Linked DNA regions of Homo sapiens: region 2 is linked to region 1. The links are chromatin contacts, found by Hi-C or POLR2A ChIA-PET in ENCODE. All regions are on one chromosome and are shown on one strand. The core of a region is the stretch at or near the end of the contact, and the rest is flanking DNA. Distances in the headings are between cores, read along the strand shown. Region 1 overlaps LOC105372948 (a long non-coding RNA gene). Region 2 overlaps RSPH14 (radial spoke head 14 homolog).

Region 1 (4,271 bases), core at 192-2,691:
AAACTTTGAATCATAGGTTAATAGCCCATAGAGTGTCCATGATGGACATAGTGCCAAACACCCAAGTGGTCAGAAAGAAGAGATCAGGGGTGGTCAGCCACTCTGTCAGGTGACATGTGCCCCACAGCATGGGTATCCACTCGTAGGCTCTGAGAGTGTGTGGGTCGACCTTAACGTGGAGTCTAGGTGGACCCCACAGCGTCCACTCCAGCTTACACCGTTTTGAATATAAGGCTGCCAGGAGATTCAGGAACTTAAGTGCTAGGGAAATGCTGAGGACTAACCTAGGACGTCTGGGCCAAGGGGTGACCCAGGCTTCACCATATGGAACTCACATCCTTTACCACTAGATGAAAGATACGCTTTGTGTGTCCTTTCATCCAGGCCCTCTTTCACCAGCTTTATCCTGGGTTAGAAAACCCCAAAACAGCCTGTCCACACAGCCTCAAATCTCCTCCTAACCCACTCTCTGCAGAGCCTGCCTGAAGGGCTGGCATGTGGAAACCCAGGTCTTTTGCCACTACGTGCATGGGCCACTCTGTCTGCCCGTCCATTCAGGCTCTCTTTCACCAGCTTTATCCTTGGCCAGAAAAACCCCAGGATAGCCTGTCACACAGCCTCAAATCTCTTCTTAACTCACCCTCTTCACAACCTGCCTGGAGGGCTGGAGGGAAGAGCAGCCTGGGGGTCACAGAACTGGGTGAACTGGACCAGCCCTGCTCATGGCTTTGTCCACAGCCATCCTGGGGCTGGAGAAAGAGGGTGACACAGATTGGGAAGGGGTTTGTGTCTCACTTCCTAATCTGCCTGTGTCACTGTGGGCTCATCACTGTTTCTATTGTACCTGTGACAGTAATAGTCAGCCTCGTCCTCAGTCTGAGCCCTGCTGATGGTCAGGGTGGCCATGTTCCCTGAGCTGGACTCAGAAAATCAGAAATTCCTGAGGGCCGCTTGCTGCCTTCATATATCACCAGTATGGGCCTGGTCTGGCTTCTGCCAGAACCAGTAAACATACTCATCTTTGAGGTTATCTCAAGAGCAGGTGATCATGGCTGCCTGTCCTGGTGACACTGACACTGAGGGTGGCTGTGTAAGCTCATAGGAGCTTGCAAGAGAGGACAGGAGAGGAGGCTTGTAAATGATGAATCTGTTCCCAGGGGGTCCCACCCTGAGGTTGTGCCTGGGATGAACTCATGTTTGGGCAGGCCCAGCTCAGGATCCTATGGGTTCTGAGCCTGAAGGAAGGGCTTGGGGGCAGCACCTGTGCAGAGAGTGAGGAGGGGGAGCAGGAGAGGGATCCAGGCCATGGTGAGACACCCAGAGCTCTGCCTCCTGAGCCCACAGCACAGCTGGGCTCACCAGCTCTCTCTTATTGCCTCTCAGGCCGTTTGAGGCAGTGAGTGTTTGATGCAAATCGGCATCCTCTGGGACTCCTCACTGAAGGATGTCACTCAAACCAGCTCTGTGGGAAGCACAGCAGACTGAGGAAGAAGAAGTGGGTCCCAGCTCACTTTATCTGCTTCTCTGGTCAGAAGATCAGACTCCATCCTTGAAGGCCTGTGATCACAGTCACCTCCTGGAGTTTGGCCACATGACCACTGTTTTATACCATCCTGGCCTGTGCTGTGTCCTAGGCCAGGCTCAGCAGGGCTGTGGACCTTCCAGGAGCCTGGCCATGGGGCTGAGCTGGGCCGTGCTGAGAGATCATCAATGACACCTGACTCAGCAGCAGGTGGGCCAGGAACCCATCATCTTCCTCCTCCTCCAAGTCAGCTCTGGGTTTCCCAGACTCACTTGGTCCTGTCCTGGTAGTTTAATTAGAATGTGGTTCTGTGTCTTTAGGATACTTATATCCTAAACTTGATTTCCATTACCATGGTTTGGTCCTTTGAGCAGCCACAACTCATGTGGATTCATTACACAGTCTAGTCTCGTTTCTCACCTGAGTTGCTCCTTGTATGACACCCCCCATCTCTCTAATAGACTAGAAATTGCCATCCTCTGCTCTTTGATTCTTTATTTTTTCTCATCAGTGTTTCATATAAATGTGTAAAAAGCACCAGAAACCCAGACCTGACTGAGAAACTAACTTTAGGTTATTTGGTCTCTGTGAGGGTTCCAGCGTCGTGGTCTCTGAACACCCATGAGCTCTGGAGGGTGGGGGATCCCTGGTCCCTCCAGCCAGACAGATCTTGTCACTGAGCCCAGGATAGTCCCATGGTCAGAGCTGTGGCCTGAGGCAGGTGAACATTCCCTTCCCTCTGGAGAGCATCTCCGCAAGGAGGCTGGGAATGCCCCATCCAGGGACCAGGATCCCAAATGTCCCACGCCACCCACCTGAGAATCCCCTGAGCATAGGAGCTGCCTCTGAGTCAGAGTCGGCCTGGAGCTGGAAGGAGAGGGAGAGGGAGGGGGTGGTAGGGTGTCTCTGGAAGTGCCAAGTGTAGAGGGCTCAGCTCCCCAGGATGCTGCTGGACACGGAGGAATGAGACCCTTAGAATGGCAGGAGGCTCAGGCAGCCATCCTGGGTGAAGGGCTTGAGCCCCGGGAGCCCTGTCCCCTCACACTGTTCCCCCTCCTAGAGCACCTTGACCTCGGAGCGTCTCTTAGGAAATCCTAGCCCTATGGGAGCTGCCCAGGCTGACACCAGGGCCCAGGTGCCTCCAGTTGTGTTTCCCAGCTGAGGCCGTCACTGTGCCTGGGCCCCTGTCAGTATCCTGGGTGATGCTGTGTGTCTGACCCTCAGAATATGAACACTGCAGCCCCAGGTGACAGGAGGGACTATACCAAACTTCCAAAGTGAGGACTGATCCCTTGAACACCTGTTGACCACCCCCCACAAAGGCTGGCCTCCTTCATAGGCTCCTCCTGGGCAGCCCCAGCCTCTCTTCTGGCTGCAGCTCTGCTGCCCTCTGCTGGTGGAAAAGACAGAGCCCAGGCACTTGCCTTCTCCAGGTGATCCCAGAGCACCCGTCACCTGGGAGGGTGCGGACCAGGGAGTCCAGCCTCCGTCTGTGCCACATGTGAACCCCTCTGGCCTTCATGGTTCAGCACAGAGAGGTGGCATATATAGTTGCGGGAAGGTGGGGCAGGTGCAGTTCTTGTGACTGAGTCTCAGGTTGAAGTGCTTTTCTCTGTTTCATGGTTTTTGATCACAGAATGGAGAGTGCAGGATAAACTGTAGCTCTTCTGTGAAAAACAGTTCCAGAGAAATGCAGTTGTACCCTACATGTACTCCTGCTTCCCATGTATACTGAAAACGAGATTGATTCCGTCACCCCAATAAGCACAGCTGCACTGTAATTGGAAGTACCGGATTTCTGCCACTAAACCTCAGTTGTGTACTTAAAAAACCATCACCATCATCACTGTCATTATAATTTTTCTATTACCATTATTTTAATTTCCTAACGCTGATCCATGCTTGTGGTGGGAGGTAGCACTAGCCTTTTTTGTTTTAATGAAATTTAAGACTTCTTGGACAATGTTGAATAGCAGCTGTGAAAGCAGGAGTCCTTGTTTTGCTTCTGATCTTTGTGGGGAGGCTTTCACTCTTTCACCATTTACTGTGAGATTCACTGTGGATTTTGATAAAGGCCCTTCTTTAATCAATTTGTGCAGGTTTCCTTCTGTTCCTAGTTTGCTAAGTGTTTTTGTCTTGAAAGTGGATGAACTTTGTCAAATGCTTTTTCTGCATCTTCTGAGATCATATGCTTTTTCTTGTCACTCTATTGATATTGTTTATTACGTTGATTCATTTGCTTATGTAGAACCATCCTTGCAATTCTGGGATAAATCTCGCTTTTTCATTCCATGTGTTCTCTTTAATGTGTAGTTAGACTTGGTTTTCTCTTATTTAATTTAGGAATTTTAGATGCTTATTCTTCAGGAGTATTAGCCAATAGTTTTCTGTATTATAGTATCCTTGTTTGTTTTTGCTACGAGGCTAATGCTGGCCTCTAGAATGTGCTAGGCAGTGTTCCCTCCTCATCTATTTTTGGAAGAGATTGAGTATGATTGGTATTACTTCCTCCTTAAATCTCTAGTAGAATTACCAGTGAGGACATCTGGCTCTGGGCTTTTCTTTTTAGAGAAATTGTCAATTGCCGACTTAATCTATTTCTTATGCTGATTTTTTATTTCTTCTTCAGTTAGATTGGTAATTTGTATTTTTCTATGAATTTGTCAATTTCTTCTAGATTTGACATACAGTTGCTTATGGTGTTCTCTTATAATCATTTTAATTCCCATAACGTTGGTTGTATTATCCC
Region 2 (3,667 bases), core at 812-3,311, 250 kb before region 1:
CAGTTTCCTCATCTGCAAAGCCGGCTGGTTAGGAACACTAAAGGATATATAAGGTCCCTTCTCAATCTAAGCCCTGGTATGCTGGGGAGAGGGTATCATCTGTGTCTGGCTATTGCCCATTTGTAATTCCCTCCTTGGGCAAATATAACCAGCTCTGTCATCAATAGGTATAAGCCTGTCTTACTGGAAACACCTTGTTTCACCCACAACACGCCATTTTATGGCACAAATGTTTAAACTCCATTTTAAAAGCACTAAAACAAGCACCCTTTTTGGGCTAAATGATAAACCACAGCGCTAGGGTGGCAGGAACACGCTGTGTTCACAGGACGGCCTTGGGCAGCCCCTCCTCAGGGTACTGCATACACTCCTGTTATGGACGAGCACCCATAGGGTCTCCTTGGGAAGGGCTGAGTGTCCCAGCTGCTCTGCACCCAGAAGCCAGGGCTCTGGAGCTCCAGCTCTTCCCAAGCCTACCGCCTCCCGCCCGCTCCACAAAGTCTGCAGAGCACCCACTGTGTGCCAGGCCCTCTGCTCAGAGCACAGGCTGTGCCGGGTGGGTGTGGACCTGCCCTCGTGGTGTGCTGAGGCTGCTGACCTGCCCTGGAGTGGGGAGGGGTTCCTCAGGAAGCCAATGGCCCCAGGACAAGGGACCACTATCCAGGGCCAGGCATAGACCACCTGCCTGGAGGCTGGCTGCTCAAGCACTTGCCACCTGCAGAACTTGCCCCACAAAAGGCATGTTCTTATGTCCCCCGTCCCCTGGATACCCTCACTGATAACATGTTGACCAGCTGTCTCTCAGATAAGTGGCAGAGACACCAGGCCTCCCACGGTGAACCCTGCTGTGACCCAGCCTGCCTGTGGGGCCCAAGTGACTACTGTGGGTCCTAGATGAAAGCACAATGGGGACACTGCTGGGAACTGCTGCCTGCCAGCTCTAGAAAGACAGGGCAGGTATCCCTGGTAGCAGAGGCTTTGTGGAAATGAAGCTGTAGCTGGGCTGGTGTGACTGCCTCCTCCTTGTCCCCCAGTTCCCTGTGCTGCTGGGAGAGTTGTGCTCACCCTCATACTTGGCCCCAGCCTGAGCCTTGAGCCTGCACAGCAGGTCCATCACAGGTGCAAAACAGACCCGCCACAGGGCTGGGAATGCTGACAGCTCCGTCGGGAAATGGGCAGTGAGCTCCCTGTGGGTTTCCACATGAGAACATTTGATGCTTTACAACTAGACCTTTTAATCTTGCCTTCTGAAGGATCCCACACCATTTGGTGGCCAGCAGAGTCCATTAGCTGATCCGCAAGGGCAGAGGTTGGGCAACAAGTGCCCACCTACCCCCTCAGGTGCCTCCAGTGGGGCCGAGTGAAGACCCAGGCTCTGCTGGTCACAGCCACCTGTGTCTGTCCCTCAGTGTGGGCTGGTAGGTGCCAGCTTCTCCACTTTGCCTTTCCCTCCTAGGGCAGCAGAGTGACTGTCTTTGCTGACTGACCCTTGTGTGAATGTACTAAAGACGAGGGGCAGAGCCTCTGCCATGGCTCTGGCTAAGTGGGAGGCCCGTGGTGGGTCCTGTGACACATGGCCTCTCAGGAGCTGTCCTTGTGGACTTGAGGGCTGGGGGCCCGCCAGCGCCAGCTGTGTGCCTGAGCCTCAGTGCCTCGATCTGTGACAAAAATAACAGGCGCTGCTGCCCCACAGGATCATTCAGGGGACAGGTGCGCCAGAAAAACCCCCTTGTGTTGCTGGGCTGTGTTCAGGCCTCCTGTGCTGCCTGAGGAAGCCCCAGCTGGGTGTTGGGCTTGGGGGCACTGGGGTGCCTGACACACCTGCAGGACTTGGCCCTAGTCAGGGCAAGGGACTGCCAATTCCTTCGGACGAGGGTGGGAACCGTGGCCATGGAGGGGCGTGGCTCCCCATGTGGCTCGCTGCCATGCTCCACAGACACCCGGAAATCTGCCTTCCCTGCTCTGAGGTGCTGCCCTGCACTCACTGCAGCCCTCACACCCGGGAGCCCAGAGACACTGACGTTCTCCTTGGCAACGTGCTGACGCAGAAGCCAGCGGGTGGGCCGGGGGGCTGTGGCTCCTTCGCCAGGCGTGGGGGTGGGGAGGCACTGCCAGCATCAGGGAAGATGAGGCCTTGGAAGCTGAGCACGGAAGGAGGGCTATGGAGGAGCCGTGTCCAGAGCCCTGGCACTGGGCCCCAAGGTTCATTCGGCTTTTGTGAAAACGAGCATGGCCTGTTCTTGGCTGCCTTGCCTTTGACAGGGCCCAGGGAGGACAGTTCAGCACGTTCCAAAAGGAGAGAGCAGAGTGGCAGCCCTGTGCCAGCCCGTGCCAGCACTGGCTCTGGCCCTGGCCCGGCTGGAGACGGGCTGTCCTCACTGCCGGCACCACTCTGGGGGCCAGCTCACCTCCGGGGCCAGCCCAGCCTGCGGGAGGAATCGCGGGAGGGGATTGTCTTTCCTCTGCAGCCTGTTTGTTTTCCATCTCCAGATATTACTGGTAGAGCATGAAAGGTCAGAATCATTTGGAATCCAGTGAATTTCCAGCCTCGCTTGGGTTTCTCATCAAGAATTTCCTTTTCTGGTGAACAACCACTTCCCCAGGCCTGCAGAAACCAGGGTGATGGTGGTGGGTGTGCCAGCCTGGCTGCCAGCCCCTCCCTTTAGAAAGTGCCTTGAATGCCTGGAACCTCACAGGGATCCCTGAGACCAGGCCAGTGGCTGCTGTCCCTGCCCATGGCTGCCCACCATGGCTCTCCCCAGGGACAGGCCTGGGAGAGGGAAAGCTAGAGATGTGAGGCCCCACAGGGGCCACCCAGCCCATCTAGGGCCTGCCCCGAGGAGCTCACTCACACATCACTAGATGGAGGAGTAAGCAGGTGCCGGGCTAGGTCAGAAAAGGCCTCCCAGGAGGCGCCACTTGGGATGAGACCTGGAGGATAAGGGCAGGGGTACGAGAGGCAGGGATCAGGATCATTACAAGCTTAAGGCTGGACAGAGCAGTACTGCTGGAGCAAAACAAGCTGACCACGGCTAGAGCAGAAGGAGAGGAGAGAGAGGCAGCAAGGTGGCAGGCACAGGCCAGTAAGAGCCAAGAGGGCTGCAGGCAGGCAAAGGCCTAGCCTTGGGCCCATCTGTGAAGACACCTGGGTCATCTCCTCACTGACAAGTTCAGAAAGCAAACATGACAGCCAAAGCCCTCCATGAAAAACTGGACTGACTCAGGACCCAGGTATCCTGCCTCCTGTGTCCAGCACACCTGTGGGCACGGCCTGTCAAAGGATGCAACTGGGAGCCAGGCCTGGTGCCCGGGGAATTTGCCACGCCTGCCACTGTGGTGATGGGTGAGGCCAGTGGCGCAAGCCCGTGTGACTGGCAGACCCACCATGGCACTGTCCCAAGGGTCTGGCCTGAGCACCTCACTTTGCCTTGCAGCTTCTCAGCCCCAAGCGCTCTGCCCACGGCCATGCCTCATCAAGGGAGCCTGACCTCACTCATCTGCTGAGATGTCCCCTCTGCCCAGAACCACACATGGGGCTGAACTTGTGGCAACCACAGGGTAAGGGGCCAGAACCCTGGAGAGCACACAGATACACACTGGGAACAGGGTGGACGCAGCCGCCTGCGTACACACCTGCCTGCCCGTCCGTCATTCGTTTCCCCCAGGC

The links. A loop is a pair of places that touch in the nucleus more often than their neighbours do. ChIA-PET counts read pairs that join two places held with the same protein, here RNA polymerase II (POLR2A).
Region 2: a loop to region 1 is called in a map of Caco-2, with 3 times the contacts of the local background. The contact joins two enhancer-like sites. A Hi-C loop is called at or near these places in 1 of 168 maps with a recorded cell type or tissue (Caco-2). POLR2A ChIA-PET finds 5 or more read pairs at or near these places in 1 of 52 experiments (K562).

What each region holds. Positions count from the first base shown.
Region 1 is chr22:22,847,206-22,851,476 of GRCh38, reverse strand. The region is part of intron 2 of LOC105372948 (a long non-coding RNA gene); the gene reads left to right. It also overlaps IGL and the pseudogene IGLV3-6. Among named protein-coding and RNA genes, the nearest start is that of MIR650, 27 kb to the right of the region's middle. Within about 2 kb of position 1,441, at least 2 of the 41 ENCODE cell types and tissues checked have a DNase peak (open chromatin) inside an H3K27ac peak, as active enhancers do.
Region 2 is chr22:23,097,550-23,101,216 of GRCh38, reverse strand. The region is part of intron 4 of RSPH14 (radial spoke head 14 homolog); the gene reads left to right. All of the region lies in intron 2 of GNAZ (G protein subunit alpha z), which reads right to left. Among named protein-coding and RNA genes, the nearest start is that of GNAZ, 29 kb to the right of the region's middle. Within about 2 kb of position 2,061, at least 18 of the 41 ENCODE cell types and tissues checked have a DNase peak (open chromatin) inside an H3K27ac peak, as active enhancers do.